2 separate regions of the Homo sapiens genome follow, and region 2 is linked to region 1. A link is a loop called in an ENCODE intact Hi-C map of the cell type or tissue named here. Cell type or tissue: stomach. All regions are shown on one strand. Links, peaks and the distances in the headings refer to the core of each region. The heading gives the core; the rest is flanking DNA.

Evidence for each region. Hi-C counts contacts between places; a loop is a spot of excess contacts. Peaks named below come from ENCODE experiments on the same cell type or tissue, not always from the same donor. Only the 100,000 strongest peaks of a DNase experiment are listed, where the experiment ranks them.
Region 2: a loop joins it to region 1, with 3 times the contacts of the local background. A loop is called at or near these places in 63 of 110 quality-filtered maps.

What each region holds. Positions count from the first base shown.
Region 1 is chr4:88,361,522-88,377,658 of GRCh38, reverse strand. LOC105377326 (a long non-coding RNA gene) reads right to left here. Exons shown (of 2, transcript XR_938964.2): 1 at 15,714-16,137; 2 at 15,506-15,609. Among named protein-coding and RNA genes, the nearest start is that of HERC6, 9.3 kb to the left of the region's middle. In stomach, for the core only: a CTCF peak has its summit at 8,254 (motif pointing left); a DNase peak (open chromatin) is centred at 8,238.
Region 2 is chr4:88,460,136-88,476,272 of GRCh38, reverse strand. It overlaps HERC5 (HECT and RLD domain containing E3 ubiquitin protein ligase 5), which reads right to left. Exons shown (of 23, transcript NM_016323.4): 3 at 16,102-16,137; 4 at 13,917-14,138; 5 at 12,650-12,741; 6 at 12,288-12,418; 7 at 9,069-9,214; 8 at 7,851-7,927; 9 at 7,013-7,116; 10 at 5,600-5,659; 11 at 3,771-3,864; 12 at 243-432. It overlaps LOC102723458 (a long non-coding RNA gene), which reads left to right and starts at 8,567. Exons shown (of 5, transcript XR_938976.3): 1 at 8,567-8,642. In stomach, for the core only: no CTCF peak of the experiment used is centred there; no DNase peak of the experiment used is centred there.

The DNA of each region.
Region 1 (16,137 bases), core at 3,652-11,651:
AAATTGGGGGGAAAGAAGAAAAGGGATTAGGGATTACTCCAGGGTTGGCTTTAGGGGTTACTCCAAGGTAAACTCTACTGGACTGGGAAACCCTGAGGAAGGTGCAGGTTTAAGCTATGTGTGTCTGGAATACAGATTGGTAATGATAACTGTAAGATGCTTGTTAATCAAGAAGGCAATAGGATAAACTGTTTTGGAGTTGTAGAGAGAAGCTTGGGTGTAGTCAGAAAATTGGGAGCCATCAGTGTAGAGGTGATGCTTAAAGCCAGATGGCTGAATGAGAACACCCAGGGGGTGAATGTGGTGACAGTATAGCAGAGGCTAGAGGACTGATCATAGGAGGAAAACCAGGAGGAGGAGTTATAGACAGAGCAAGTAACGAATAAAGGAAGGATCAACTCTGTCAATTTCTTGTGGAGCAAGGTAAGGATTGAGCACTGATTTTTATTTATTTATTTGTTTGTTTGTTTGAGATAGAGTTTCCGCTCTTGATGCCCAGGCTGGAGTGCAATGGCGTGATCTCAACTCACAGCAACCTCCGCCTCCCAGGTTCAAGCAATCCTCCCGCCTTAGCCTCCCAAGTAGCGGGACTACAGGCACGTGCCACTACGCCCAGCTAACTTTTGTATTTTTTGAAGAGATGGGGTTTCATCATGTTGCCCAGGCTGGTCTTGAACTCCTGACCTCAGATGATCTGCCTACCTCAGCCTTCCAAAGTGCTGTGATTATAGGCCACCATGTCCCGCTGAGCACTGGTTTTTAGATTTGGTAACTTTGATAATGTTAGCCATCATCAGCATTATTGATTTTTTTTTAAAAGAAACTATTACAGAACCTATTTATGTAATTTCAATTCACCACTCTTCATGACCATGTTTCAAGTTCTTTAAAGAGAAGAACAAATGTTCTTTATTTTTCTACCTCAAGAGTACCTGGAACTTGGTAGATGCTAATAAGGGTATGTCGGACAATTGGATTGATGAGTAGTGAGTCAGTGGATAGTATTAGTATTTCTGGTTCTGTTTTGCTGTATACCAAATATAACCTTTTTCTGAATAGTAATTTCTTAATGTTTATTTCTTTTCTCAAGCACAAAATGTAGGAGTTTGGTATTATTACCATAAGATACTGAGCCCTCAAATTAAGTTATTTCTTTAAAAAAAAATTTTTTTTTGAGACAGAGTCTCGCTTTGCCACCCAGGCTGGAGTGTAGTGGCACGATCTCAGCTCACTGCAACCTCCACCTCCCCGATTCAAGCGATTCTCCTGCCTCAGCCTCCTGAACAGCTCAGATTACAGGCGGGCACTATCACACCTGGCTAATTTTTGTATTTTTCGTAGAGATAGGGTTTCACCATGTTGGCCAGGCTGATCTCGAACTTCTAACCTCAAGTGATCCGCCTGCCTCAGCCTCCCAAAGTGCTGGGATTACAGGCGTGAGCCACCACTCTTGGCCTAAAAAATCTTTTATTGATACATAATAGATGCACATGTTTTGGGGGTACATATGATAATTTGACACATTATCAAATTGGGATATCTATCGCCTTAAATAATTTATCTTGGGCTAGGCACAGTGGCTCATGCCTATAATCCTAGCACTTTAGGAGGCCGAGATGGGAGGATCGCTTGAGCTCAGGAGTTGGAGACCAGCCTGGGCAACATGGTGAAACCCCATCTTTACAAAAAATAGCTGGGTGCAGTGGCACATACCTGTAGTCCCAGCTACGTGGGAGGCTGAGGTGGGAGGATTGCTTGAGCCCGGAGCCTGGGAGGTGGAAGGTGCAGTGAGCCCAGATCGTGCCACTGCACTCCAGCCTGGGCGACAGAGCCAGACCCTATCTCAAAAAAAAAAAAAAAAAAAAAAGGAACATTCAAATTATTATTGGCTAGTGGTTTTGAAATGTACCTATAGTCATTCTACTGAGCTATTGAACCAGGTCTTATTTCTTCTATCCAACTGTATATTTGTACCCATTAATCAACCTCTCTTCATTTTCCTCACCCCTACCCCTACTCTTCCTGGACTCTGGTTACCAACAATGTACTCCTTATCTTCATGAGATTCACTTTTTTTTTTTTTACTCTCTGACATATGAGTGAAAACACGTGATAATTGTCTTTCTGTGCTTGGCTTATTTCATTAACATAATGACCATTCCACCCATGTTGCTGCAGAAATGACAGAATTCCATTCTTTTTTTATGGCTGAACAATATTTCATTATGTATATGTACCACATTTTCTTTATCCATTCATCTATTGATGGGCACTTAGCCTGATTCCAAATTTGGGCTATTGTGAATAGTACTGCAGTAAATGTGGGAGTGCAGATGTCTCTTTGATATATTGATTTCCTTTCTTTTGTATATACACAGAGTAGTGAAATTGCTGAATCATATGGTATTTCTATTTTTAGTTTTTTGAGGAACCTCCATACTGTTCTCCATAGTGGCTGTACTAATTTACATTCCCACCAACAATGTATGAAATGTACATCAACAGTGTACGTTTCTTTACATCCTCACCTGCATTCCTTATTCCCTATCTTTTGGTAAAAGCCATTCTAGCTGTGGTGAGATGATATCTCATGGTTTTGATTTGCATTTCTATGAAGATTAGTGATGTTGAGCATTTTTTCTTATACTTGTTGGCCATTTGTATGTCTGCTTTTGAGAAATGTCCATTCAGATCATTTGCCCTTTTAAAATCAGATTTTTTTTTTTGCTGTTCAGTTATCTGAGCTTCTTATAATAATATGGTTATTAATCCCTTGTCAGACAGATAGTTTACAAATATTTTTCTCCCATTCTGTGGGTTGTCTCTTCACTTTGTTGAGTTTCCTTTGCTGTGGAGAAGCTTTTTCGCTTAATGTAATCTCACTGGTCTATTTTTGCTTTTGTTTCCTGTGTTTTTGAGATCTTCCACAAAATTTTTTGCCCAGAGCAATGTCCCAAAGCATTTCCCCAATGTTTTCTTCTAGTAGTTTCACATCTTATATTGTCTTTAATTAACTTTGATTTGATTTTTGTATATGGGTCTAGTTTCTTTCTTTCTTTTTTTTTTTTTCTGAGATGGAGTTTTGTTCTTGTCTCCCAGGCTGGAGTGCACTGGCACAATCTCTGCTCACTGCAACCTCCACCTCCCAGGTTCAAGCAATTCTCCTGCCTCAGCCTCCTGAGTAGCTGGGATTACAGGCCTCTGCCATCACGCCCGTCTAATTTTTATATTTTTAGTAGAGACAGGGTTTCGCCATGTTGGCTAGGCTGGTCTCGAACTCCTGATCTCAGGTGAACCATTCGCCTCGGCCTCCCAAAGTGCTGGGATTACAGGTGTGAGCCACCACGCCCGGCCAGGGGTCTAGTTTCATTCTTCTGCATGCAGAAGTTTTCCCAGCACCATTTATTGAAGAGACTGTCCTTTCTCCATTATATATTTTTGGCTTCTTTGTCAAAAATGAGTTGGCTCTAAGTGTGTGGATTTATGTCTGAATTCTATATTCTGTTCCATTGATCTGTGTATCTGTTTTTATACTAATATGCTGATTTGGTTACTAGCTTTGTAGTACATTTTGAAGACAGGTAGGGTGATGCCTACAGCTTTGTTCTTATGCTTATTGCTTTGGCTGTTAATGGTCTTCTATTTAAAAAAAATAATAATAACTTTTATTTCCCTGAAAAAAGTCATTGGAATTTTGATGGGAATTGCATTAAATCTATAGATTGCTTTGGATAATATAGACATTTTAACAATATTGAATCTTCGAATCCATGAGCATTAAACATCTTTCTACTTTTTGTCTTTTCTTCCTTCCTTTCCTCTCTCTCTTTCTCTGTCTCTTCCTCTCTTTCTTTCTTCTGAGTCTCACTCTGCCACCAAGGCTGGAGTGCAGTGGCACCATCTCGGCTTACCACAACCTCCACCTCCTGGGTTCAGGAGATTCTCATGCCTCAGCCTGCCGAGTAGCTGAGATTACATGCGTGTGCCATCACGCCTGGCTAACTTTTGTATTTTTACTACAGACAGGGTTTCACCATGATGGTTAGGTTGGTCTCAAACTCCTGGCCTCAAGTGATCCACCTGCCTCAGCCTCCTAAAGTGCTGGGATTATAGGTTTGAACCACCATGCCCAGCCCCTCTTCAATTTCTTTAATCAGTGTTTTATAGTTTTCTTTGTATAGATCATTTTGGTTAAATTGATTTTTAATTATTTTATATTCTTTTAGCTATTGTAAATGGAATTGCTTTCTTGAATTCTTTTTTATATTGTTTGCTGTTGGTTTATATAAATGCTACTGGTTTTGTATGTTGATTTTGTATCATGTCACTTTAATGAATTTGTTTATCAGTTGTTTTTGGTGGAGTCTTTGGGTTTCCTAAATATAATATCATGTCATCTGTGAAAAAGACGAATTTAACTTCTTTCTTTCCAATTTGGATGCTCTTTATTTCTTTCTTTTGCCTAATTGCTTTGGCCAGAACTTTCAGTATTATGTTGAATAAAAATGGTGAAAGTGGGCCGGGCGCGGTGGCTCACACCTGTAATCCCAGCAATTTGGGAGCCTGAGGTGGGTGGATCACCTGAGGTCAGGAGTTTGAGACCAGCCTGGCCAACATGGTGAAACCCTGTCTCTCCTAAAAATACAAAAATTAGCCTGGTGTGGTGGTGCATGCCTGTAATCTCAACTACTCGGGAGGCTGAGGAAGGAGAATCCCTTGAACCTGTGAAGCAGAGGTTGCATTGAGCTGAAATCATGCCACTGCACTCCATCCTGGGTGAAAGAGTAAGACCTTGACTCAAACAAACAAAAAACAAAAAAGGTGAAAATGGGCACCCTTGTCTTATTTCAGATCTTAGAGGAAAGGTTTTCCAGTTTTTCAGTTCAGTATGATATTGGCTGTGGGTTTGTCATATATGGCTTTTATTATTTTGAAATACGTTCCTTCTATACCCAGTTTTTTGATTTTTTATCATAAAGGAATGTTGAATTTTACCAAATGCTTTCTCAGCATCTATTGAAATGATCATGTGGTTTTTTTGTTCTTGCTTCTGTTAATGTGATATATCACATTTATTGATTTTTGTATGTTGAACCATCTTTGCTTCCCTGGGATGAATCCTACTTGATCACTCTCTTTAATGATCACTCTCTTTAATGAGTGAATAATCTCTTTAATGTGTTGTTGAATTTGGTTTGCTTGTATTTTGCTGAGGATTTTCGTATCTATGTTTATCAGGCATATTGGCCTGTAGTTTTTGTTGTTGTGTCCTTGTCTGGTTTTGGTATCAGGGTAATGCTGGCCTAGTAAAATGAGTTTGAAAGTATTCTCTCCTTTTTCATTTTTTTTTTTTTTAACAGAGTTTGAGTAGGATTGGTATTAGTTCTTCTTTAAGTGTTTGGTAGAATTTAGTAGTGAAGCTGTCAGGTCCTCGGCTGTTTGATGGGAGATTTTTTTAATTATGGCTTTGATCTTGTTACTTGTTACTGGTTTGTTGAAGTTTTCTATTTCTTTGTGGTTCAGTCTTGGTAGATTGCATTTGTCCAGGAACTTATTCATTTCTTCTAGGTTTTCCAATTTGTTGGCATGTAGTTTTTCATAATAGTCTCTAATGATTCTTTGTATTTCTGTGGTCTTAGCTGTTATGTTTCCTTTTTCATTTCTGATTTTATTTATTTGGGTCCTCTCCCTTTTTTTCTTAGTCTAGCTAAAGTTTTGTCAATTTTATCTTTTCGAGAAAACTTTTTGTTTTGTTGATCTTCTGTAATTTTTTTAGTCTCAATTTCGTTTATTTCTGCTCTGATTTTATTTCTGCTCTGATATTTATTGTTTCTTTTCTGCTACTAATGTTGGGTTTGGTTTGTTCTTGTTTTTCTGGTCTCTTGGGGTACATTTTTTAGCTTGTTTATTTGATGTCTTTTTAGTTTTTTGGTATAAACCTCTCTCTTAGTACTGCTTTTGCCATATCACATAGATTTTGGTATGTTGTATTTCCATTTTCGTTTGTTTTAAGAAATTTTTTAATTTCCTTCTTAATTTCTTCATTGACCCATTGGTCATACAGGAGCATGTTGTTTGTGTTGCCATGTGTTTGTGTAGTTTCTGAGGTTCTTGTTATTGATTTCTAGTTTTATTCCACTATGATCACAAAAGACACAATATAATTTTTACTTTTTAAAATTTGTTGAGTCTTGTTTTGTGGCCTAAGATATGGCTGACCTTGGAGAATGTTTCATATGCTCAGACTGTAAGAGTTTGATATTATCAATATAAGACACTGAAACCTCATATTGTTATTTCTTAAAAGAAAATCTACTGAATAACTAAAATGTAAGCGCATTGTACTCATTTTGTATTCCCAGCACCTAGCACAGTGTCTGCCAAATTTAAAAAAAAAAACTGAATAAATGTTAGTGAGATAAGTGAATAAAATGTATATTAAAGAAATTGAGCACATCTTTTTTTTTAAGAAAGATAATTTTCACTTAATCTGTGTTCATGCACTTGGAAACAGAAGGTCCGATATTTTGAGTACTTACCATGTGTTGATGATTTTATATAAAATATCTAATTCTTTCATCACCTTTCCTTAGTTAAGATTCTCCAGCCTGGCCAATATGGCAAAACCCCGTCTCTACTAAAATACAAAAATTAACCAGGTGCGTTGGAGGGCGCCTGTAATCCCAGCTACTCGACTTGCGAGGCTGAGGTATGAGAATCACTTGAACCTGGGAGGCGGAGGTTGCAGTCAGCTGAGATGGCGTCATTGCTCTACAACCTGGGTGACAGAGTGAGACTCTGTCTCAAAAAAAAAAAAAAAAGATTCTTTCGGTTGCACGTGACAGAAAATATAGCCCAAGCTCACTTAAGCAAAAGGGAAATTTACTTGTAGATTGCATTATTATTTTTCAAAAAACTTTGCTGCCCCTCTCCACCCTGTGACATCAATCTTGACCATGTGATTTGTTCTGGCCAATTATATGCAAGTGGGAAGCAAGCAACTTCAGGCAGATAGTTTAGAGCGAGCACTTCTTTTCCTACTTTTCTTTTCCTCCGTTACAACAGGTGATTTTCTAGAGAGAGACTGCTCTATTTTACTGAGTCCCAGATTAAAAACAACAATAAAGCAGCGCTGCAGGTAGCCCATGTAGCATCAGCAAGAGATAATTTTTGTTGTTGTAAGCACGTGAGCATTTAGGAGGTATTTATGATTACAGCGCAACTGTTTATTATTAAAGTCAAGTAACTGAAAAATCCACCAGAATGGCTGATTACAGGCACTACTGAAAACAAGGACTTAACCAATGTCCTTAATGACTCCATTTCTCTGTCTCTTCACTCCGCCTCTTGCTATGAGGGCTTCATCTTCAGGCTCCATGCAGTCTATCTTGCAATTCCAGGAGCTCCTCTGAGATTGCAAGAGGGTTACAGCAGCTCTAAACTTTATATATATCCAGCTCTCAGCTTCACAGCCTGTGTACAGAAAAAATCTGCTCAAAACAAAAGTCTTCACCCGATTTGGGTCATATGTCTACCCCTGAGGCAATCACTGTGGAAGCCAATGGGGTAGTCAGTCTACCTTGTGGATCAGGATGGAATCTCATCCATGCACTTTCTGAGCGGAGTAAGCAGATCCCAGATGAAAGGCATGTTGCTGGAAGAAAGCTGAGACAGATGCTAAGGAGTTAAGCAACACGACTTTCTATATCAATCATGCAAAATAAGTATTATTATTATTATTCTCATTTTTGAGGGTAAGGAATTAAGGCTCAGAGAGTTTAGGTAACTTGCTTGAAGTTACACGATGTGTATAAATGGCAGGGTTTGTTTTTTTTTTTTAGATGGAGTCTCACTCTATCACTCACCCAGGCTGGAGTGCAGTGGTGTGATCTCAGCTCACTGCAACTTCTGCCTCCCAGGTTCAAGCGATTCTTCTGCCTCAGCCTCCCAAGTAGCTGGAATTACAGGCAGGTGCCACGACGCCCAGCTAATTTTCGTATTTTTAGTAGAGACAGGGTTTCACCATGTTGGCCAGGCTGGTCTTGAACTCCTGACCTCAAGTGATCCACCTGCCTCAGCCTCCCAAAGTGTTGGGATTACAAGTGTTAGCCACTGCACTGGCCTAAATGGTAGGATATTAACACTGATCCATTTGACTAGAAAGCCTGTTTAATTTTTACTAAAGTCTTAGAACACTCTTTATTCCCTGATCTTTCCTTTCATGCCCCCTAGTGGCACTTCCTTAAAACCATTCCAGCTAAAAACCTCCAATTCATCTTACATTTTCTTGCCACTGCAAAACTCTCAGGCCAGGGGCGGTGGCTCACACCAGTAATCCCAAAAATTTGGGAAGTCAAAGGGGAGGATAGCTGGAGCCCAGGAGTTCAAGACCAGCTTGGGCAACAAGGCAAGACCCTGTCTATACAAAAAATCGAAAAGTTAGCCTGGCGTGGTGGCACACACCTATGGTCTCAGCTACACGGGAGGCTGAAGCAGGAAGATCACTTGAGCCCAGGAGGTCAAGGCTGTAGTGAGCTGTGTTCACTCTGCTTTACTCTAGCCTGGGTGACAGAGCAAGACCCTGCTTCAAAAAACAAAAAAGGAAAACCCTCCCCTAATGGATTAATTGCTGATTGGCTGATATCATCAATATCCCATTTTCTATCTACTTCTTTCTGTCTCCATCACTCCTACCAGAGTTGAGGTCTTTGGCAACAACATCTCAAATGTCTCTATATCTAACAACTGGCATCACAAATAGATCCTTCTTATTCTCCTGAGTGTTGCCTGTGGAAAACACAGGTCTGATCACACCACTTATTTTTCTTAATGGTTGTAGGCCTTTTGCCTACAGAAAAACAAAGAAAACAAAATCCTTTGCATATAATTAAAGGCCTTCTATTATCCACTTGTAACCAACCTTTCTATATTTATCTCACTGATAGTTATAGTTATATATATCCCCCCCACCCCACCACACATACACAGGGACTACTGTCAAAATGAACTACTTGCCTTTTCGTGCTTGCTTTTTCCTAAATCGATGCCTCTATTCATTCTGTGGTTTCTCTGTGGAATTTCCTTTTCCTCATTTCTTTTTATGAAAAAACATGTCTTAAATGTCTCATCTCTGTGAAGCCTTTTTTTTCTTTCTTTCTTTTTTTTTTTTTCTTTCTGAGACAGGGTCTTACTGTGTTCCCCAGGCTGGAGTGCAGTGGTGCAATCATGGTCACTGCAGCCTCGATCTCCTGGGTGCAGGTGATCCTCCCATCCCAAGCCTCCCAAGTAGCTGGGACTACAGGTCTGTGTCACCATGCCCGACCAATTTTTAAATTTTTTGTAGAGACAGGGTCTCACTATGTTGCCCAGGCTGGTCTAGAGCTCTTGGCCTCAAGTAATTGTCCAGCCTCAGCCTCCCAAAGTGCTGGGATTACAGGTGTGAGCCATCACACCCACCCTTGTGGGAGCCTTTCTTAGATTCCACCACGTGAATTGCTCCTTTTTCTAGGCTCTATAACAAATAATGTCTTTTGTACACATTCTGATATGGTTTGGCTGTGTCGCCACCCACATCTCAAATTGTAGCTCCCATAATTCCCACGTGTTATGGAAGGGACCGGGTGGGAGGTAATTGAATCATTGGAGTGGGTCTTTCCTGTGTTGTTCTCATGATAGTGAATAAGTCTCATAAGATCTGATGGTTTTATAAAGGGGAGTTTCCCTGCACATTCTCTCTCTCTTCCCTGCTGCCATTTATGTAAGACATGACTTTGCTCCTCCTTTGCCGTCCACCATGATTGTGAGGCTTCCCCAGCCATGTGGAACTGTGAGTCCATTAAACCTTTCCTTTATAAATTACCCAGTCTTGGGTATGTCTTTATTAGCAGCATGAGAACAGACTAATGCACATCCCTCCTGCCAATTTAATACTAGTTTCATATTATATTGCCATATTATTCTATCTTCAGTCAATAGTTAAAAAAAAAAATCTTGGCCAGATGCAGTGGCTCATGCCTGTAATCCTAACACTTCAGGAGGCTGAAGTAGGTGGATCACTTGGGGCCAGGACATCAAGGCCAGCCTGACCAATATGGTGAAACCTCGTGTCCACTAAAAATACACAAATTACCTGGGCATAATGGTGCACACCTGTAATCCCAGCTACTCGGGAGGCTGAGGCAGGAGAATTGCTTGAACCTAGGAGGCAGAGGTTGCATTGAGTCGAGATGGTGCCACTGCACACCAGCCTGGGCAACAGAGTGAAACTCTGTCTCAAATAATAATAATAAAGTTTAAAAAATAAAAAATATAAAAAATCTTTACTGAATATCCACTATAGGTATAACAAGGAGCAAACAAAATATAATAATTACTATTCATTAGCATTTACTTTAGACTTTACAAAATCTTTCCAGCTATTTCCCTCGTGTGTCCTCATAACCACAGAGTAGTAGCATGAGAGGGCTTACAGAGCTGAGAGTAATTTGTCCTGAGCTTGCAGATGAGTAAGTAGAATAGTGTCCCTTTATCAAAGAATACTCACATGAAAAAACAGAAAATCAATAGAAATTCACTGTCATCATACCTCTAAAATCAAACTTTGAAAATTATTTATACCTAATATTTTATTCCAGTAGCCTATTTTTCTTTTTTTACTAATTTTCCCCTAACAGTGATTTACGGAAGGGAAGAGAATGAGAAAAGGAAAATAAAATGAAATGCCCCAACTGCCTACCACATCTGTCTCTTTCACAATACATCGTCCAATTTGAGCAACCTCCCTATAAGGTACATATTATCCATGTATTATCTACCCAGGTACAGATATGAACAACTTAAGCCTCAGAAAACTCAAGTGATTTGCTCAAGATAACTAGTAAGGAAGTAGGGGATCCCAGAATCAAACCCTCTTTCCACTAAACAGCCCTGACTCAATGTGAGGTGAGGAGGACATTAGAAAGGGGATGAGAGAGTGTGAGCTTCTGAAAGGTCATCATGGAGTGAGTGGGGTTGAGGAGACACAGATAGACCAGTGAGGAAGTAGAAAAAGCAGTCTGGGGGAAATCCTCCAGAGGCAAGTAGAAGAACATCTAAGAGGAGGCAGGAGCGCTGCAAGTCTCCATTGTTCTTTTGCCTTTCTCTTCTTAGACTGTCTTCTCTTTAACTCCATTGTTCTGAGTTCAAAGCCCACACTCCGTGCTTTCAGCCCTTAAGACAAATAAAAAAATAGAACACACTCCCTAATATGCTTAGTTTTTTATTATACTCCAGCTGCCATCTCAGTCACCTCCAGGTGGCTCCCTGGAATATTATCTAGTGTTTTTCTGTTGTTGTTGTTGTTTTTGTTTTTTTTTTTTGCAAATGGACAAGACAATTAGGATGGCCCAGCACAAGTCAGCTGGGGGAAAGAAAACATTTGCTAAAACCCGACATTGTCCTTATAGACAAGAAATGGTAGTTTTCAATTTGAACACTAGATAGAAGTATTAGTCACCTTAATCTCTTATCATGCCTCCTCTTTCGCGGTTGATATATGTCAATGGTTGACATCTCTTTTCAGTGGTAGTCTTATAATTATCCACATGAATTTTTATGGCTTTCTACCCCAAATTTGTTGCATAATTTTAATATTTACTTTTAAAAAATAAGAAATGTTATACTCATGTTATTACTATTACTATTTCTACTACAACATTGTCATTATCAGAATACTGCACTTATCAGCAATCTCAGAAATCCAGAAAATAGTCCTGACCTGGGAAGATAAAGGAAAAGGGCCTCTGAATCCTAGAAATGATTGTCATTCATACCAGCGGCTTCACGACACATTGCCCAACAACAAACTGAAGACTGCCTGAGATGTGTTTAAAACATTGTTGGCCAGGCGTGGTGGCTCACACCTGTAATCCCAGCACTTTGGGAGGCTGATGTGGGCGGATCATGAGGTCAGGAGATCGAGACCATCCTGGCTAACACGGTGAAACCCTGTCTCTACAAAAAATACAAAAAATTAGCCGGGCGTGGTGGTGGGTGCCTGTAGTCCCAGCTACTTGGGAGGCTGAGGCAGGACAATGGTGTGAACCTGGAGGCGGAGCTTTCAGTGAGCCGAGATCACGCCACTGCACTCCAGCCTGGGGGACAGAATGAGACTCCATCTCGAAAAAAAAAAAAAATCGTTTAACTTGGCCGGGCGCAGTGGCTCATGCCTGTAATCCCAGGGTTTTGGGAGGCCGAGGAGGGTGGATCACCTGAGGTCAGGAGTTCAAGACCAGCCTGGCCGACATGGTGAAACCCTGTCTCTACTAAAAATATAAAAATTAGCTGGGTGTGGTGGTGGGTGCCTGTAATCCCAGCTACTTGGGAGGCTGAGGCAGGAGAACCACTTGAACCCCCGGGAGGTGGAGATTGCAGTGAGCCGAGATTGCATCACTGCACTCCAGCCTAGACAACAAGACCAAAACTCCATCTCAAAAAAAAAATGTTTAACTTAATTTCTTAACCTAGGTGAACTAGTGGAGACTTCCATGCAAGTTTAGATTAATTTTACCTGCACATAATAAAGCTGTAAAAAATAATGGTTTAACAAATACAAGCTTATTTCTCTCACAGGTAAAAAATTCAGAGGTAAGCATGTTGCAAGAAGTCAGGGACCCCGAATGGAGGGACCCGCTGGAGCCACAGCAGAAGAAACATAAATTGTGAAAATTTCATGGACATTTATCACTTCCCTAATAATACTCTTATAATTTCTTATGCCTGTCTTACTTTAATCTCTTAATCCTGTTATCTTCATAAGCTGAGGATGTACATCACCTCAGGACCCTGTGATGATTGCGTTAACTGAACAAATTGATTGTAAAACATGCGTGTTTGAACAACATGAAATCAGTGCACCTTGAAAATGAACAGAATAACAGTGATTTTAGGGAAAAAGGGAAGACAACCATAAGGTCTGACTTGGGGTTGGGCAAAAAGAGCCATATTTTTCTTGTTGCAGAGAGCCTATAAATGGACGTGCAAGTAGGAGAGATATCGCTAAATTCTTTTCCTAGTAAGGAATATAATATTAAGACCCTAGGAAAAGAATTGCATTCCTGGGGGGAGGTCTATAAACGGCCACTCTGGCAGTGTCTGTCTTATGCGGTTGAGATAAGGACTGAAATACACCCTGGTCTCCTGCAGTACCCTCAGGCTTATTAGGGTGGGGAAAAAATCCCACTGTGGTAAATTTGAGGTCAGATTGGTTCTCTGTTCTTGAACCCTGTTTTCTGTTGTTTAAGATGTTTATCAAGACAATACGTGCACAGCTGAACATAGACCCTTATCAGGAGTTTTTGACTTTGCCCTTTGCCTTGTGATCTTGCTTTGTCCTTTGCCTTGTGATCTTTATTCGCCTCAAAAGCATGTGATCTTTGTTCTGCCTTTTGCCCTCTGAAGCATGTAATCTTTGTGACCTACTCCCTGTTCATACACCCCCTCCCCTTTTGAAATCCTTAATAAAACTTGCTGGTTTTGGGGCTCAGGTGGGCATCATAGACCTACCAATATGTGATGTCACCCTGGTAGCCCAGCTGTAAAATTCCTCTCTTTGTACTCTTTCTCTTTATTTCTCAGATCAGCCAATACTTAGGGAAAACAGAAAGAACCTACATTGAAATATTGGGGGCAGGTTACCCCAATATAAGCAGCCAAGGGCTGGGGTGGCAATGCTTTGGTTTTTTAGGGACTCAGTCACCTTCTGTGTTTCTGCTTCATTTGAGGACCTAACTTTCATCCTGCAGGTCACCTCACTTTCTAAGATTCCAGATGGAGTTCTAGCTATCACAACTCTATTCCAAAGCTACTAAAAGGAGGAAAGAGACTGTTATCCCAGAAATCCCATAAAACACTTCTGTGCACATCCAATTAACCAAAACTTATTCATGTGGCTATAGCAGCTGCAGAAGTTGCCGAAAATGTAGTTTTTAGCTCAGCACATTAAACTCCAAACAAAATTGGATTTCTGTTATCAAGGAAGGAGAGGCCAGGTGCAGTGACTCGCCTGTAATCCCAGCACTTTGGGAGGCTGAGGCAGGAGGATTGCTTGAGCCCAGGAGTTCAAGACCAGCTTGGGCAATAGAATGGGACCCCGTTTCTATTTAAAAAAAAAGAAAGGAAGGAGAGACGAGATATTAGGTGGCAATGAGCAGTCACTCCACAACCTACCAACAAGGAATTGGAGGTATTTGCTCCAGACACAAGTGGTAGGCAGGGTCCACTTCATGAGTGTGAAGAAAACTGAACTATTCACCTCAAAATATGCTTCTTTGACATATTCTGTGACTAGGGTGCCTGCAGACAGAGTGACCCTGCAAAGCTGTCTTTTGTGGGAGAGATTTGTATCTGTAGAGAAGATAAAGTGAACGAAACAATGGAAGCAAACAAGCTTTCTTTGAAGCCCTCCCTTGTCCAGATTTAGGAAAGGTTAGTGGAGACTCTAACATCTATTTATCAAAATTTACCATCTATTCTCTTTGAGGGCTGCTACCTGTGAGATTTCATCTATATAACCAGACCACCTTTGCTAGGCAAACCTCCTCTTCTCTTCCTCCCATGACCTGTCTTGCCACCACCACCAGATTTACTGCCATAACTTGTGTGGACATGCTCCAAACCCTTACCCTTTTTATGTATATATAATTTTTATTTTATTTTATTTTTTTGAGATGGAGTCTCACTCTGTTGCCCAGGCTAAAGTGCAGTGGCACGATCTCAGCTCGCTGCAACATCCCCCTCCCAGGTGCAAGCAATTTTCCTGCCTCAGCCTCCCAAGTAGCTGTAACTATAAGCACGCACCACCACACCCAGCTAATTTTTGTATTTTTAATAGAGACGGGGTTTCACCATGTTGGCCAGACTGGTCTTGAACTACTGGCTTCAAGTGATCTGCCCGTAGTTGGTTACTGGGATTACAGGCTGAGACACTGTACCCAGCCGAGGTCACACTTCTGTTAAACCAGAACTTGTTTCCAACACAGAAAAAAGGCAATGGCATTCCAAAAACACAAAGGAAAGAAGTGACCCTTATTATTGTCTTACTCCTATTACTTCTCAGGATTAGCCAGCCTCTTATGTTGAAAGTGATGACATAGAAAGAAAAGGGAAGACAGGGCAACCCATAATTTTTTTCCCTTTCAATCTTCCCTTATCATTAAGCCAAAAGTAAGAGTGTTAGTGGAATATGTGGGGCATTAAGAAGTGAAATAAAACAGATAAGTAAGTTTTGTGCAGTGTTTCAGTGGAAAGAAAGACGGGTAAGAATGAAATACAGATGCGTATAACGGCTAAAAAAATAAAAGTTGGACAATTTTGGTGATTTTGCGTACTAATTAAATGCTCTTATATTTGCATTTAAAACTGGTATGGGGAGGAAAAATCATTTTCTTCATCACTTTTCATGAATTCTTAGCTGGGACTCCCTGTAATAAAAGACAAATTAACAACAGAAAAACACACAGAGATGTAATAACATGTAAACCTCTTGTATACATTGGTGATAATCCAGAGAAATTAGTAAATCTCTAGAGTAGATCTTAGTCTTAGACTTCAGGCTGAAATACCATCATTTCTCTGAAAGAAAAAAAAAAAGAGTATAGGGAACAGCCAGTTAAGGTAAGATGGCCAGGAAAAACATTTTTAAAGATAAGCGTTGTTATGCAGATTTAAGTTGATACCTTTCTCCGTTAAGAGCCTCTAGTGGTTTAGTCATCCCTCTCTTCCCGGTGCAGAGGAGACACCCCCCAGATATTTTCTTCATAGATGTAAATTTCCCTTACCAAAGGGCAACCTTCATCCTTGTTTTCAGAGCTACTCCTGTGTCTGGAGTTTCTCAAAATAACCAGCTTGCGTCCGGAATTGGTGGGTTCTTGGTCTCGCTGACTTCAAGAATGAAGCCGCGGACCCTGGTGGTGAGTGTTACAGTTCTTAAAGATGGTGTGTCTAGAGTTTGTTCCTTCCCATGTTCGGACGTGTCTGGAGTTTCTTCCTTCTGGCGGGTTTGTGGTTGGCTGACTTCAGGAGTGAAGCTGCAGACCTTCGAGGTGAGTGTTACAGCTCATAAAAGCTGGCATGGACCCAAAGAGTGGGCAGCAACAAGAT
Region 2 (16,137 bases), core at 3,889-11,888, 98 kb before region 1:
AAAAGTTGGAAACTAAGGAAATCATGACAAAGCCATGTGTGTATCCAAGGAATCTAAAAAAGTATTAGAATAATCTATTTTAGATGACCATGGTAATTGTTATAGTACCTTTAGAGTATGCTAACAATACGAACTAAAAAAAAATGAATACATTTCTAAGTATCTTAGTTTTGCCATAACTTTACTAGACATGTCTTTCCACTGAGAAGACAGGTAAAGTATCTTCAAATGATCAAACTTACCCAGAACCAGTGAAGACTGGTCACTCATTTTACAAACAACCTTTGCAAATGGAACCACAAGGCTCTCCCAGTTGTTGGAAATATGCATCATAGGACATTCTGGGAGAAGGAAGAAAATTTCTAAAGCTTCTTGGGGTGGAGAATGAAATGGAAGTCTTTTGAGCAGATTATCTTTGAGGCAGGTGGTTATCTGTGGTCAGAAAGGAACAGGGAAAAGGGATTCAAAACTCAGTAGAAGCAGGGTGCAACTGATGGTAATAAAACAAGGTGTAGAGGCTGGAATGTCATTCTACTACTAAATGAGAATAATCATTGAGTTTTCTAAAACCCCTGTTTACATCCCTTCTCACCTAGCCTCCAAAATATTGGAGGTATTTGGGATATACAATTAGTATTCTCTCCATTCAATTATCAGGGTGCATGAAGGAGATCAAGCACACCTAACCAGTACTTTGGGAGGCCGAGGCAGGCAGATCACAAGGTCAGGAGATCGTGACCATCTTGACCAACATGGTGAAACCCTGTCTCTACTTAAAATATGAAAATTAGCTGGGCGTGACGGTGCGTGCCTGTAGTCCCAGCTCCTTGGGAGGCTGAGGCAGGAGAATCGCTTGAACCTGGGAGGCAGAGGTTGCAGTGAGCCGAGATTGTGTCACTGCACTCCAGGCACAGAGCAAGACTCCATCTCAAAAAAAAAAAAAAAAAAGAAAGAAAGAAAAAGAAAAAAACATGTGCAAGAATTACACTCAATGAACAATAGATTCAGAACTAATAAACAGCCTTCTCAGTCATAAGTACCATATTCTACCCTCTGGTTTACACTATCACACCGTGGGTTTCTTTTTTCAAGAGTAAAAATGCATCAGAACTCCAAAAAGCAGAAAAACAAAACAAAGCAAAAAAAAAAAAAAAAGACAAAATCCGAAAATTTCAAGAACAAAATTTAACATAATTCTCATTATCTTCCATAAGAGCAACTGTCTCTACCACAGACTCTAGTTTCTAGCCCCTCCAATTTCCTTATAGTTTCCCCAATTCAGAATGCAACTGTTTAGGAAAAAATGGAATGGAATTCTGAATTTTTGTTATGTGTGCTTAGATCACAGTAATCATTTGTTTAAAATCCCACTATGAAGATAAGCTAGTATTTATGGAATACTTATTACTTGTCAATTATTGTGCTAAGTGATGTACATATATTAATTAGGTCATTTAACCCTTATTATAGTTTCTCCCTAACACAGATGTTATTAATCCCATTTTACTGATGAGAAATCTGTGATTCAGAGAAATTAAGTAACTTGCTCAAGGTCACACAGCTAAGTGGGAATTTCTCTGGATCTTTCTGACTCCAAAGCCCAAATTCTTAATCATTATATTATGAGATAGTGGCTAAGTGATATCTGTAAATGTACGAATTGTTATAATTACCTATTTTTATATTAAAACATTATATTGGACTCCTACGATGAGATTCGGTCTTTGGAGTTACGTATACCTGACAACTCTATTTCAACATCTTATTAGTACACACGCATTCTACCTCCTTGCTCATCATCAGACACAACCTCAAGCCTCCTCACCTATTCCAAACCCTTAGAATTACTGTGATACCCTCGAGCCAGTCCTATTGTCTGACACACTGTGCTTTGGCATACGCTTTTCTAGCTGCCTCGAATATCCTTCCACGTGAGCACCTGGTAAGATCTTAATTCCTCTGGGCAACTTGTTTTGAGTAAAAAGAGCTAACCATTCACTGCCCTAATAATGACTCAATTCATCCAAAAATATTGCACACAGGCTACATTCTAAGCCAGGCACTAGCGAAGACAGTGAAGTGTAAAACACACCAGGTCTTTGCACTGATGTATGCATGTATGTATCTGTCTCCCTTACTACACCATGAGCTTCTAAAGCACAGGGAGTATGTCTCTTTTATTCTTCATCGAGTCATCATTACAGTGCCCAGCACACAGCAAGTATTCAAATGTTTGCTGAATAAATGAACACATGCCAAAGGTCTGAGAGTCCGTATCGCAGAACCTCAAGATAGAAAGAAACATTACAGGTCTTCTAATCCAATCATCTTATTCTGAAACAATGGAGGTCAAGGATGCCCTATGATTATTTCATTTACATACCATATGTTCTTTTTGTGGCACAATCAAGGTATAATTAGTAAACAGAAGGAGCCCTTAATGATGAACTGATCCAATCCCTTCCCTTCACAGACGCACAAAAGGGCTTCTATTTTTGGTAATCTTTCCATGGTTGTATTTAGTAGCAATGACTCAGAATCTTACAGAAAGAAAGTTAAACTGGCCCCCACAGGAGGATTTTAGAAAACAAAAGAAAATGAGCTCTAACAAATGTTGATGAAATAGTCCACTGAGTAGTTTCTGGGTTGTTGATACAGGCAGCACTAAGTGTTGTAGGGTCCCAATAAAGGTACATAATTAGGGAACCATTTCACCTCGGACCCCCAGTGGGGCTGTGGTTCTGCCAAAGTTAAGAGAACTGAACTTTCCATCTTTCCTTGAAAGAAAGGAGCGAATGAGAAAACTTGCAGCTGAAATAGAAAATGCTAGTTGTGGCAAACAGAGCAAGTGCGGGAGCTGAAAGGAGGAAGGGTGAGAGATCAAAGATTGAGAGGGAAAGAGAAGAGGGATATGAACACAGAGAGAGATTAAAAAATGGGGTGAGGCTAGAGGGAGGAAGGAGGGGAGGAGGGAAGGAGAGAGAAAGAAAGAAGGAACTACAGTGCGACCCAGAGAGAAAAAAATGGAGAGTAGAACAGAAAGTAGTATCCCCATATCAACCAGTAAAATAAAATAGGGAAATAATAAAAACTACATTAAGAAAAACTAAATTAATAAACGAAGCATGCAGTAAGCCGAGATCGCACCACTGGACTCCAGCCTGGGCAACAAAGCGAGACTCCGTTTCCAAAAAAATAAAAATAAAAATAAAGGAAGCATGTTTGGAGCACCTGCAAAAAGAAAACCTAAAGATAGCAGTAACAGTGCTGAAACAGGAAACAATCATCCCATAAGGAACAAGAACATTCTAGAATCTACAGAAAAGTAGAATGGAAAAAAAAAAAAAAAAAGAATCCAGGCAGTCCCTGGTGAGAGGGATATTCATATCAGAAAAAATGTTCTCATTTCTACATTTATGCTTTGCATATAAAATGTTCTTATTCTAGTGTACCAATCTCAACAAATCCTTAATCATCTTCCTAAAGCCCTGAGTTGAAAAACTTCCCTCTACGAATGTGTATGCATATATGTGTATGTGTGTTTGTGTACAGACACACTATTTAGAATATCTGTAACCTGTGTGACTACTATGCCAACTATTTCACCCTAAAAGGGCAAACTCCTAAATGTTATCTGAGTTTAACTTAATCTGAATATGCTACAAGGTCTCGGAGAATCCCTTAACACAAAACATTTCTTCTGAAATTTTGAGTTCTTTTAAGAAATATTCTGGTGTATTTTCTTTCTCCACATAACAATCTGAAGATACCATGTTAGTAATCCAGTCCTTTTGGGTTAACTCCTTGAAGATGTTTCTTGCTTTATTTAAGTCCAAATAAACAGGCATCATTTCTGTAGTTCTTCTGTAGAAGAAAGATAAATTAAGTATTTTGTTAGATTATCTCCCTAGATGCAAAGTTTCTTCTAGAGCTTGCCCCATTTCAACAAAATTACCTTTTTTCTCAAGTGTGTAACTATAATAAATTGTCTAAATCCAAATGCAATGTAGTAAACATGATTTTTTCTAAAATACCAAAAAATATCAAGGCTGCTTTAACTGTATATACCATAAGACTTTAACTCAGATGCTGTCTTATCTGTAATAGATTAAAAAAATTAATATTTCCCAGTTTAAAAAAAATAGCCACAGAGGGAGGCTGAGACAGGATAATCGCTTGAGCTTGAGAGATCAAGGCTGCAGTGAGTTGTGAACATGCCACTGTACTCCAGCCTGGGTGACAGAGCAAGATCCTGCCTCAGAAAAAGAAAGAAAGAAAAAAAGAAAAGAAAGAAGGAAGGGAAGGAGGGAGGGAGGGAGGGAGGAAAGAAGGGAGGGAAGAAGGGCGGGCCATAGAAAAAAGATAAAGGTTTTTCGAAGGAAGGAAGGAAGGAAGAAAGGACTGACCACAGGAAGGAAGGAAGGAAGACAGAAAAAAGATAAACATTTTTCCCATTTCTAAAAAATACATCCATTTCTTCCCGTTAAATGGACTGAAAAGTGGGAACCAAAAGAGAGGGCTTCTGACCAATAATTTCTTAGTACTTCAATATAAAGTTATTAATGAAATGTTTAAGTATCTTCTCATGGAAGACCTTCTAATGGAAGGTCATGCAGCCATTAAATTATGTTACCGGCTGGGTGCGGTAGCTCACACCTATAATCCCAACACCAGGAGGCTGAGGTGGGAGGACTGCTTGAGGCCAGGAGTTCAAGACCAGCCTGGGCAACATAGCAAAGCTGCTGTCTTTACAAAAGCTAAAAAATTAGCAGGAGGTGGTGGCACGTGCCTGTAGTCCCAGCTACGTGGAAGGCTAAGGTGGGAGTTTTGCTTGAGCCCAAGAGTTTGATGATGCTTGAGCCCAAGAACCAAGATGCTGTAACTCCAGCCTGGGTGATGGAGTGAGACCTTGTCTCAAAAAAAAAAAAATTACCAAAAAAGATAGAATAAAATGTAAAATGGGCAAATATTAGGTAGAAAACAATGTATAAACAATATGATCCAGCTGGGCATGGTGGCTTACACCTGAAATCCCAGCACTTGGGGAGGCCAAGGCTGGTAGATTGCCTGAGCTCAGGAGTTCGAGACCAGCCTGGCCAACATGGTAAAACTCTGGCTCTACAAAAAAATACAAAAATTAGCTGGGTGTAGTGCCATGTGTCTGAAGCCCCAGCTACTCAGGCTGAGGTGGGAGGACTGCTTGAGCCTAGGAGGCAGAGGTTACAATGAGCCAAGATCACAGAACTGCATTAAAGCATGGGCAACGACAGGGCAAGACCCTGTCTCAAAAAAAAAAAGAAAAAAACAAAGAACCAGTATGATCTCATTTTTTTTAAAAGAATACATTTGCATGAAAAAATATAATCATATACGTAAGTGCTAGCTATTACTCTTAAGTGATGGATTATGGAAGATTTTCACTTTCTTTTTATTGTGTGTATTTTTGACATTTTCTACAGCAAACATATATTTACTTTTGTTAAAAAAAATTTTTAAAAAGGGATGAACACACAGCTATTTTACTCTCCAATCATTTTTTTATCCTCTTTCACGGTACTCTTAATACAATTTAATACAATTAATTTATTACATATATTACCTTTTCCTTAAAAAACTTCCAGTTAGACAAGCAGGAGATGAAAATATCTCTTGGATTTCCCTATATTAGTAATAAGACACTGGTTAAACCAAATCACATGGTATACATACATACAGCCTCTTTCTTTACAGCATGAGACATGATAAATACCACATCTTATAACTATCCTTCCAACCTCTCCATTTGTCTCCTATCTGTATGCATATTACCTTGGCTTGGCTTCTAAAAGTCCATTCTGTTTGGTAAATCTCAAAATTTCAGTGGCAAACATGGGAAATAAAAAAGTTTATACATACTCAGAGAAGCCTCAAATAAAGAGGAAAGGCTTGATTTATGGTCAGAACTTTCTTGAACAAACAAAATACTCCCACCCCACCAACTATGCAAGTCCTATTTATTTCTATTCCACTGAAGTAGAAATAAATTACCAGAAATTAAATGGGGGAAGGAGTATGCTCAGTTTCATCTTAGAAGTAGTTGTACAGTTCTTAATTATTTATGCTCTGCAAATTATGATGCAACTATTTTGTGCAACTACTTTGTACAATCATTTTCCAGAATTAGAAAGCCATACCTAAAAATATTTCTAAAAGATGATGTTTGTAAGAATAGGTAGGAGTTCTGTAAACCTATAGGAGTTCTATGGTTTAGAGAAGAATGGTACAAATTGTTCAGCTAAGAATAACAGGTACACAAACTAATGGTTCCAGGATCAAATGGGACTGGGAAACACTATAGACTCTATTTTCTGGCCAGAGAGTCACAATATACATAAACAGAGGCCTGGAGAAGCCCTACAGTAAAGAAAGCTGTCCTCATGGCGCTTACATGCTAGTTGTGATGGGTTAGTTTTATATGTCAACTTGGCTAGGCCATGGTACCAAGATATTTGGTCAAATATTATTCTGGATGTTTCTATGAAAGTATTTTTTTAGATGAGATTAACATTTAAAATGGTAAACTGAGTAAAGCACTTGAACAAGTGAATAAAAAGAAAGGACCTTCCATAATGTGAGTGAGCCTCATCCAGTTGAAGGCCTTAAGAGAAAAGGCTGAGGTCACCCAAAGAAGAGGAAATTCTGCTTTTAGATTGCCTTCAGACTTGAGCTGCAACATCAACTCCTCCCCAAGTCTCCAGCCTGCTGGCCTGCCCTACAGATTTTGGACTTGCCAGCCCCTACAATCTCATAAGCCAATTCCTTAAAATAATCTCTCTCTCTCCCCTCCATAGATACATAGATGGACAGACAGACATGATAGAGATAAAGATAGAGACAGAAATACACACATATCCTATGAGTTTGTTTCTCTGGAAAACCCTGACTACAAAATCTCATATTGCTGTGCAGAACCAGTTTGGGAAATGATACTTGAGAGTGATATATAAGCAGAGAGTCAGACTGTGGGGTGTACCTTTTTGTGCTCTGCCACCGTTTAGTCTCCACATCAGCAATCCATCTCTTTACAGTCCCTTCATTCAGAGTAGGAATTGTCCTCTTCAGATTAACATATGAATTCTGTAAACAAACAGGAAAGTAAAATACAATAATTTAGACACATCAGAGATAGGCACCCAACTTTTAGGTACACTCTAGAGAGTAAAACTGACTTTTAAATATGTGTAATACAGCCCTGGGACAATCACAAAGTGATACTCAACAAATAAGTAATCAATCATTTGCCTGGTTGCCACTTTCTTGTCCAAGGGGGCTTAGACTGAAAGTAAATTTCTTTGAGGACTCAACACTCAGCACTTTATACAAATACAATCAAATTAAACTGAACATCAGACAGCCTTGAAGGGAAGGGAAGATCCTGAAAGAGCTGTGTGCAGAAGTGTGAGGAACTCGATTTCACTTGGTGAAGTAGGGCAGGGAAGTTATGGACTTTTTATTTGCAAGCCCATGAACCTTGGTGTCTTTCTTAGTACTGGCCTGCAAAGTCATTTTTAGAATCTGTCACTCTGTTGTTTGCAAGGATACTGACCAAACATCATTGGCAAGTAGCCCCCAAAAGGTAAGTATAGCCTATGGAAATCACACTGATTAGACATTCACCAGAGAAAAATCTGCTGATTTTTGTGGGAAAATACTGATGTAGTTTAGACAATAAAGGATCAGTAATGTCCAGCTATCCCCCAAAAAGTCAGCCTGGTAAACTGATGATTTTGGAATTCACCAAACTGGGATACTAGAACCCTTAGTTTTGCTTAAAATACCAGGTTATAGAACACCTGGAGATCTATTTTTACCTCTTTCTTTATCCAGAGCAAAATGCTTTGATTCCCTCCAGCAATCATTATTAACTCCTTTTCTGAGGTATGGCTTTCTGAAAGGATGCACAAAGAGTAAGAGTTTTAGAAAGTCATTTGGCACAAACATGCATGTTCAATTTAAATAACTTCAGATTCTTCTTAAACGTAGTCATCTTTTCTTCTTAATAGACAAAACTTAGTACATTTTCTGCCAATTAAGCAGCTGAAATACATATCCTTTGGAGTAAAGTCTAGTTGGCAAACATAGGTAATTCACAAGGTGGACATGTGACATCAGTTTAATATACATAATACAAATATTTATATATAAAATGCAAATATTTGATTAGCTAAATGTTATCAGTTTAATTCAACTCCCATTACTAAAAACCATGTTTTCAAGATTTAAGCAATGACTGCTGGCTATAAAGAATATAAGTACTTTAAGCCCATGTAACTGTTATAAGGAATCAAAGATAATACATGCTGCTTAAGGAAATAACTCTGTTCGTTTTCCTACAAGAAATGAGTAGATTTTGTTACTTGAGGTCACCACTAAGCTTTCAGAAACAAGTAACAGAAATGCTCCAAGGTGCTTCTACAATGGAGTGTTTCAGAGCTCAGACTCTGAGGTCATAAAGGGCACGGGTTCAACTCCAGACAAACCACTTACTGGCCATGATTAAGTGGCTAACCCTTTTCTCTCCAAGTCTCTTTATCCTCCAGTAAAAGAGGAGTGACAGAATACACCTCCCAGGAACTGTTACAAGGATTGGTGAGATAACACAAGTAAGTGCTGAGCACAGTTCAGTGCCAGGTATACGTTGATTGCTCATTATTCTGAGGGTTTTATATGACTGTGGATCAACTTAACCAGGGCAACCAGCCAATTACAAGAATTAGTAAACAACTAATTACAAGAATTAGTAAGTCTCTTGCAAACTGGAATGAGAGCTGCATATGCCTCTGAATCCATTGTCTATTTTATCATTTAAATTCACATTAATCCTAATCTGAAGGAGTAATATAGAATAATTATTTTGCCTCAGTAAATTAGACTGACTCTTGAATTGTTTACCAGTAAAAAATGAAACCAGTATTTAGAGAAACTCCCTTCATAGTCATATGTTGCTTTCTTTGCCACATTACCTAGTTAGAAAAATCATTTTCTCTAAAAAGATACTATGCCAAACCCTATGTTCCTATAGAATTTACCAAGTTTGAGTTCTTCACTTGATGATACTTTCACTGGAAGCGGCATCAGCTGGTCACGTGTTCCACCATTTCCCAGTTGTCCATCTTTTCCAGAACCAAAGGAAAAGACCTTTCCCAAATCAGAAACATAGGCAAGTGTGTGCCACCTATTAAATAAAAGCACATATGGTCAATTCTTAATTATCCACAATGATGAGAGTGTTTAGCAATACAGTAAATTGCCAAAACTATGTTACCCAGTGAGAGTGAAACTAAACATCTCTTAGAGGATGAAAATCATCTGGAAACCAAGAAATCAACATGTACCTGAAAAGACTTTGGAACCCAAAGGCCACTCAAGACCATGATGTCATACTTTGGCAAATGGTGTTCCCTTTGTTGAAACAAGCACCTCCCCTTGCCCTCTGCTCATTTTTCAACATCAGTTTGAGTCACCACCTCTTGGAAACCATCTCTGAGTCCCTTCACTTTCCATCCTGGAAGACTCAGTTGAGTTCCCACTTAATTTCTCAAAGACCTTTACCACACTGATTTTCCTATTGATTTGCTGGTTTGTATATTCCACTATACTGTTGTGTAGCAAGGAATCTGCCTTGCCCAGAGAGGTCTGGCTGGTGCCCTGTTCCTAGGAGGTAACCTCTAAACCCACAGAATTCCCCAAGTGATAGAGGAGAGTCTTTATTATTCATGGCAGGATCCTGGGAGAGCTCTCCTGGCCTGTGATGTAAATCAGACCTACAGGAGGGCAGTGCTGGAGATTAAGTTTAACTATCCGGGCAATGATTTAACCAATCATGCCTCAGCAATAAAACCCCTCAATTTAGGTGGGGTGTGGTGGCTCATGCCTGTAATCCCAGCACTTTGGGAGGCCAAGGCAGTAGGATACTTTGAACCCAGAAGTTTAAGACCAGCCTGGCCAATATAAGGAGACCCTATCTCTACAACAAATTTAAAAATTAGCTGGGCATGGTGGACCTGTGGTCCCAGCTACTCAGGAGGCTGAGGCAGGAGGATTGCTTGAGCCTGGGAGGTCAAGGCTGCAGTAAGCCATGATAGCACCACTGCAGTCCAGCCTGGGTGACAGAGTGAGACCTTGTCTCAAAAAAAAAAAAAAACCACCAAACCAAAAACAACTCTTGACTTGGTCTTGACTTGGGTGAACTCCTCTGACTAGATGGCAGATTATGTACATCCTGTACCCTGTCTCCAAAATAAAAAAACCAGAAAAAACAAAAACAACTCTCAACTTGGGTGAATTTCTCTGATTGGCTGGCAAATTCTGTATGTCCTGTCACATTATCAGGCCAGAAGAGATAACACCATCCACCTGCTCCAAGGGGAGGTGACAGCCACAAGCTCAGCATTTGCAGCCCTCCTATACCCTGCCCTTATGTGTCTTCCTTTGACTGGTACTAGTTTGTATCCTTTTCTTGTAATAAATGTGACTATGAGCATAATAGCTTTTAGTAAGTTCGTGAGTCTTTCCAGTGAATTGTCCTGTTAGTAGGGGTATTGCCCTGATGTGCATTAAGACAGATCTCCAACTTGCCTCCTTCTCTTGTAATACATGCTACTCAAAAGGACTGTATGTAATGAAGAATCCAAAGAGGTGATAAGACTGCTTTGGTTAAGAGATACCGAATGAGGTATAAATATTGAAGAGAACGCTTCTTTGGTGAAGAGACTCATATTCCGATAATTTGGTCTACCTTAATAATATTACCCATTTATGTAATTCTACTCCAAGATCATAAGAAAATATGCCTACAGACTGAAAGTATTCATGCTAGTTTTTTATAAGAATGGTTTCAGTAAACTAACAAATGAACCCAGCATTCAAATACAGTCTGAATTTTGCTCTACGTTTAGTGAGGGAAAAACTGCCCAAAAGAATAAGTGTATATGGGGGAAAATATTTTTTAATCCTACCAACTTCCAACATCCCTCTGGCAAGACGTGGACTGATATATCTGATAATCAAAAAAATTAAATAGTGGCGTGGTGGCTCACCCCTGTAATCCCAACACTCTGAGGGGTCAAGGCGAGCAGATCACCTGAGGTCAGGAGTTCAAGACCAGCCTGGCCAACACGGTGAAACCCCGACTCTACTAAAAATACAAAAATTAGCCGGTTGTGGCCAGGTGCAGTGGCTCATGCCTGTAATCCCAGCACTTTGGGAGGCCGAGGCAGGTGGATCACAAGGTCAGGACATCGAGACCATCCTGGCTAACACAGTGAAACCCCGTCTTTACTAAAAATACAAAAAATTAGCCAGGCGTGGTGGCGGGCGCCTGTAGTCCCAGCTACTCCGGAGGCTGAGGCAGAAGAATGGTGTGAACCCAGGAGGCGGAGCTTGCAGTGAGCCGAGATTGCGCCACCGCACTCCAGCCTTTGCAGCAGAGCGAGACTCCGTCTCAAAAAAAAATAATAAATAAATAAAATTTAAAAATTAGCCAGTTGTGGCAGTGCACGCCTGTAATCCTAGCTATTCCAGAGGCTGAGGTGGGAGAATAACCTGAGCCTGGGAGGCGGAGGTTGCAGTGAGCTGAGATTGCGTCACTGCACTCCAGCCTGGGCAACAAAGCAATACTCTGCCTCAAAAAAAAAAACCAAAAACCAAAAAACAAACAAACAAACAAACAAGAAAACCAAAAAACCTTTAAATAAACTAAGGAGTCTGAGCAAGACATTTTACCTTTCTTTTCTAAAAAGGAGCTGTGAAAATTAAACTTCTTAGGAATATTTCACTCAAACCATCACTGACTATGTCTTATACTTTACTGTGATCAGGGCAGGCTACAATGAAAGAACTCTGGTAATTAAAAAGTATGTTGGCCACAAGGCATTGTCAGAGAGGGTGATTACATTTAATGAATAATCCTTTGTGATTTACATTTTATTTTTCCCAAATAAACAATTAATGACTTGTTTTTTTAAGACAAAAGTGCACCTGAATAGTTACAAAGGTATTTCACTAAGGAGACAGCAGAAAGTGAATTGTATCTGCTCATTTAAAAAAAAAAAAAAAAAAAAAAATCAAAGAAAACAACCATGTATAGTAAAAGGGGTATTACATTTATCTAAATAATATAAATTAAGCATTTTCACTGATTTGAAAATGTTTGATACATCTCAAAGAAACTGAAAGAAATTTTATTAAATTACTATCTAGTTTGCTGCACTCATTTTATCAATTCTTATTGATACTTTACAACTTACCTTCCACATGCTATCTGAGTCACTCTATACCCAACAAGCTCAGCCACCAAACAGGGTCTTAGCTCATTCTGTGTTGAATTATGACCAAGTTGCCCATGTTTTCCAGCACCGAAAGTAAACAGCAGCCCATCCTAAGGAAAGGGAATGTCATATCAGATGCTAGAAAAATAAAATAAAAAAGTAGTATTCACTGATGCAAAGTGAATCACTAATAAATAGCACTGTCAAAGTAAAGCTCCTAAATATCAGAAGGACAGTCCTACATACAGGAAGTGATGACCTTTCTTCTCTGGGAAACACTAACTTCCCATACAAACTGTTCTTCTAAAAATACAGCCAAAAAGAGACAAGGGTACACCCACCTGTGTGAGTAGGGCACTGTGAGAGCCACCACAAGCGACAAATTCAACTTTCTGATTGTCTAGTCCTTCAATAAGGGATGGATCATCTTTACCTATGTAAGGAAAAAAATAGCTGAAGTGACCAAAAGGAAATGCTGAGTTTCACAGTGGAGTTACCTGGACTGCTGCTTCTCAACCCAGCGACAACAGTTCTCATGATATTCTGACAAGAAAGGCTCTATGTTGCCATGTTTAGGATCAAGTTCTACGCCTCAGGGTGAAGGTGGGACCAGTGGCCAAAAGGATCACACTTAGGGGCACCCACCTGTGAAAGGGTCAAACCACTTCCCAAAGCCTGTTCTCAGTTATGACTTGATTCACTTTAATTGCAGCACATTAGATATTTCCAACAGCCATCTAGAATTACTTTTAATGAACATAGCAATTCCTTTCTTTCAAATTATCTACTAGTGTCATCACCTGACACTACCTCTTCTTTTCTTCATGATTATTTTCATGTCAAAAGCACTCAGAGATTCAGCCAAAGTAGTTTAATGGCCGCTTTATTCTCTTCTCTCCTTTGAATATTTTTCTAACACTGACTTATGGGCTATTCTGTGTAATGACCATTGCACTGTGTCAGGGAGAAATGAGTAACCAGTGATCCAGGGTAATGCATACAGTACCACAGCTGGGTAAAGCAGCAGAATTTCTTACACCTGAAAACTCTTAATGAGTTGTTTGGGATCATGAGAAATTTCACCATCAGCTTTGTTCAATAATGGAAATTACATGTTTCTTCATGTGTGTTTACAGACATAATTGATACCTTATAGAATAAGATCAGGATATGTGAGTTCTTAAATATAATTTTAGTATTCTTTTGTAATAATACACTAACAGACTTTAAGTGCAAAGGCTTTAAAGGTCATCTCATCCAAACTTGTCACTTGACAGAAAAAGAAAATGAGGTCTAGAGAAAAGTTTAGTGACTGGGCAAGGCTTGCAGTTAGTAAACTGCAAAGTGGGAATCAGAATCCAGGTTCTCATCCCTAATTCAATGCCCTTTCCCGTCTCACACACAGCCCTGAAACATGTCTCAATTACAGTAACAACTTCCACACTATGTATGCCTCTTGGACTGATTCTGCCCTGAAGACAGAGAGGTAATCAGGAAGAGCAGTGAAAATGAAAGTGAAGATTTGAACCATTTTTGACAGGGAGGTCCATTAAATTCATCTAACAAGTATATCTGTTGGTAATAGGAATCTGAGAATGTGTTCCATACTCTCAGTGTGGCCCAGGCCTAGTTGTCCACATTCATTTTTTCCCCATGAATAAATGTTGCCAGACATGGATAAGGCCATGCTGTGGGCTTCTCCGGCAGAAATCTGAGCCAAGGGTACTCCTGCGAGGTGCTCCACAATCTGTGGTGTGGTGGTTGAGGGAAATTTCCTTCCAACTCCAAGCTGCCCATGCAGGTTCTGTCCCCAGGCAAAAAGCTCACCACCTTGACATAAACAAAGCAAATGCTGTTTTATTCCATTTAAAATGCAGCAGACATTACCCTAAAGCATTATGCATGCTCTACCTAGTATAATATCACAATATTGTACCTTTGCACTGATGGTACTCTCAGTTACCCTATGTCTGCCACAGAAAAACACAGAATCTTCTCTTTAGCAGTGACAGTTACACTTCCTTATCCCTCACTTCAAAAGTGAAGCTATTTGAACATATTAAATAATATCTTCAACATAATAAATTTGATTATAAATCAAATTCAAGAAATATTTACTTTAAAACACTCAGAGGACGGGCCCATGAAAAACAGAAGCAATCTACCTCTATGAAAAACCCCAGCGCTACTGTTTTCTCTCATGTGCCTAATGATCCCAAATAAACAACTGTAAAATTCATTTGAAATTACAAGATCCCAAATAAACAACTGTAAAATTAATTTCAAATTACAGTTTCTTGAACGAGTCAGTTTCTTCTTCCATTAACTGAATATATGGAGCACATTTTTTAGGGAGCGTTCTTAGATGTTATCTGATAGAGCTGACAATATCTAATAGAGTCTAAAAAAATACACCAGAGAATTAAGGTTTACTGGAATCTCTTTGCAAGATATTGTGCAGGATGTGGTGGGAAGCAGAGCCTCTCCTTCACACACAATTTTCATGCACCTGTCAACCACCAGGAATATAATGATGAGCATGACCAGTTTCTTTTCTTGCTTCCCCAACTTTTATTCTTTCTGTACTGTGATTTACTAGTAATAAACTCTGAATATCCCTTTACCCTTGTACATACACGCCTCTAGACCCTGGGCTTCTTAAAGGCAGGGCTTGTGTGTTTCATCTTCATAATCCGAACACAGTAGATAATATGAAATATTTGTTCATGAATGAATGAAGTCAAATGATCAATTTCTTCCAATACAAGTTCATACTATCAAATCTCAACAGGCCTTGCAATGAAGGTCAAATACTCACTAATTATTAACTTCCCTTGAATCCCAGATTCTATTCAGTTTATGAACATGTTTACATCTGTCCTATATATTAACAAAAATTCCCTTGACTTCGAATTCCCCTCTATTACCCTACTTCTATCTTAATTATTCCATTCACAGTAAGTTTCTTTTTTTTTGAGACAGGGTCTCGCTCAGTTACCCAGGCTGTAGTGCAGTGGCACGATCATGGCTCACTGCAGCCTCAAACTCCTGGGCTCAAGGGATCCTCCTGCCTCACCCTCCCAAGTAGCTGGGACTACAGGTGGAAGCCACCATGCCCAGCTAATTTTTAAGTTTTTTTGTAAAGATGAAGTCTCCCCATGTTGTCCAGGCTGGTCTCAAACTCCTGGCTACAAGTGATCCTCCCACCTCAGCCTCCCAAAGTGCTGGGATTATAGGCATTAGCCACCAAGCCTGGCCTCATAGTCAAGTTTCTTTAGGAAATAATTCATATTCACTGCTTCCATTTCCCACCATGACAGTGTCTGATAGAAAATGGGAAATACTACAGGGCTAGGGAGATCCTTGAATTCAAAAGCAATGTTAAAACGTATCAGAGGTCTGCAGCCTGGCCACAAAAGGGGATTCTGAGCCGGAAGAGTGGAAGTTGGAAAGGTGTTAGGAAAAGGGAAGCAGTTTCTGGAAAAGGGTGGCCCCAGGCCTGGATCAGATGTAGAGAAAACAGTTTTGATTATTCAGAAAATTTTCACTGTTTCGTACTTGAAAAATAAAAACATGAAACCAAATTTAGGAATAGTAATTTTGGAAACCTGAACATTTTACAGATCCAAGAATTCTCTCATTATGTATTTACTTTAAGAATCGTACTCGGAACCATATCAAATTCAAAACTGTATTTCTGTCCTGTTACAAGTGAAATATAGACATTCTACTGGCTCCACATATACACACAGGTATTACTTCTACAAAACTATTAATATTACAGAAAAATTACCTTTTGAGAGTGCAAGAGAATGGTAATCTCCACATG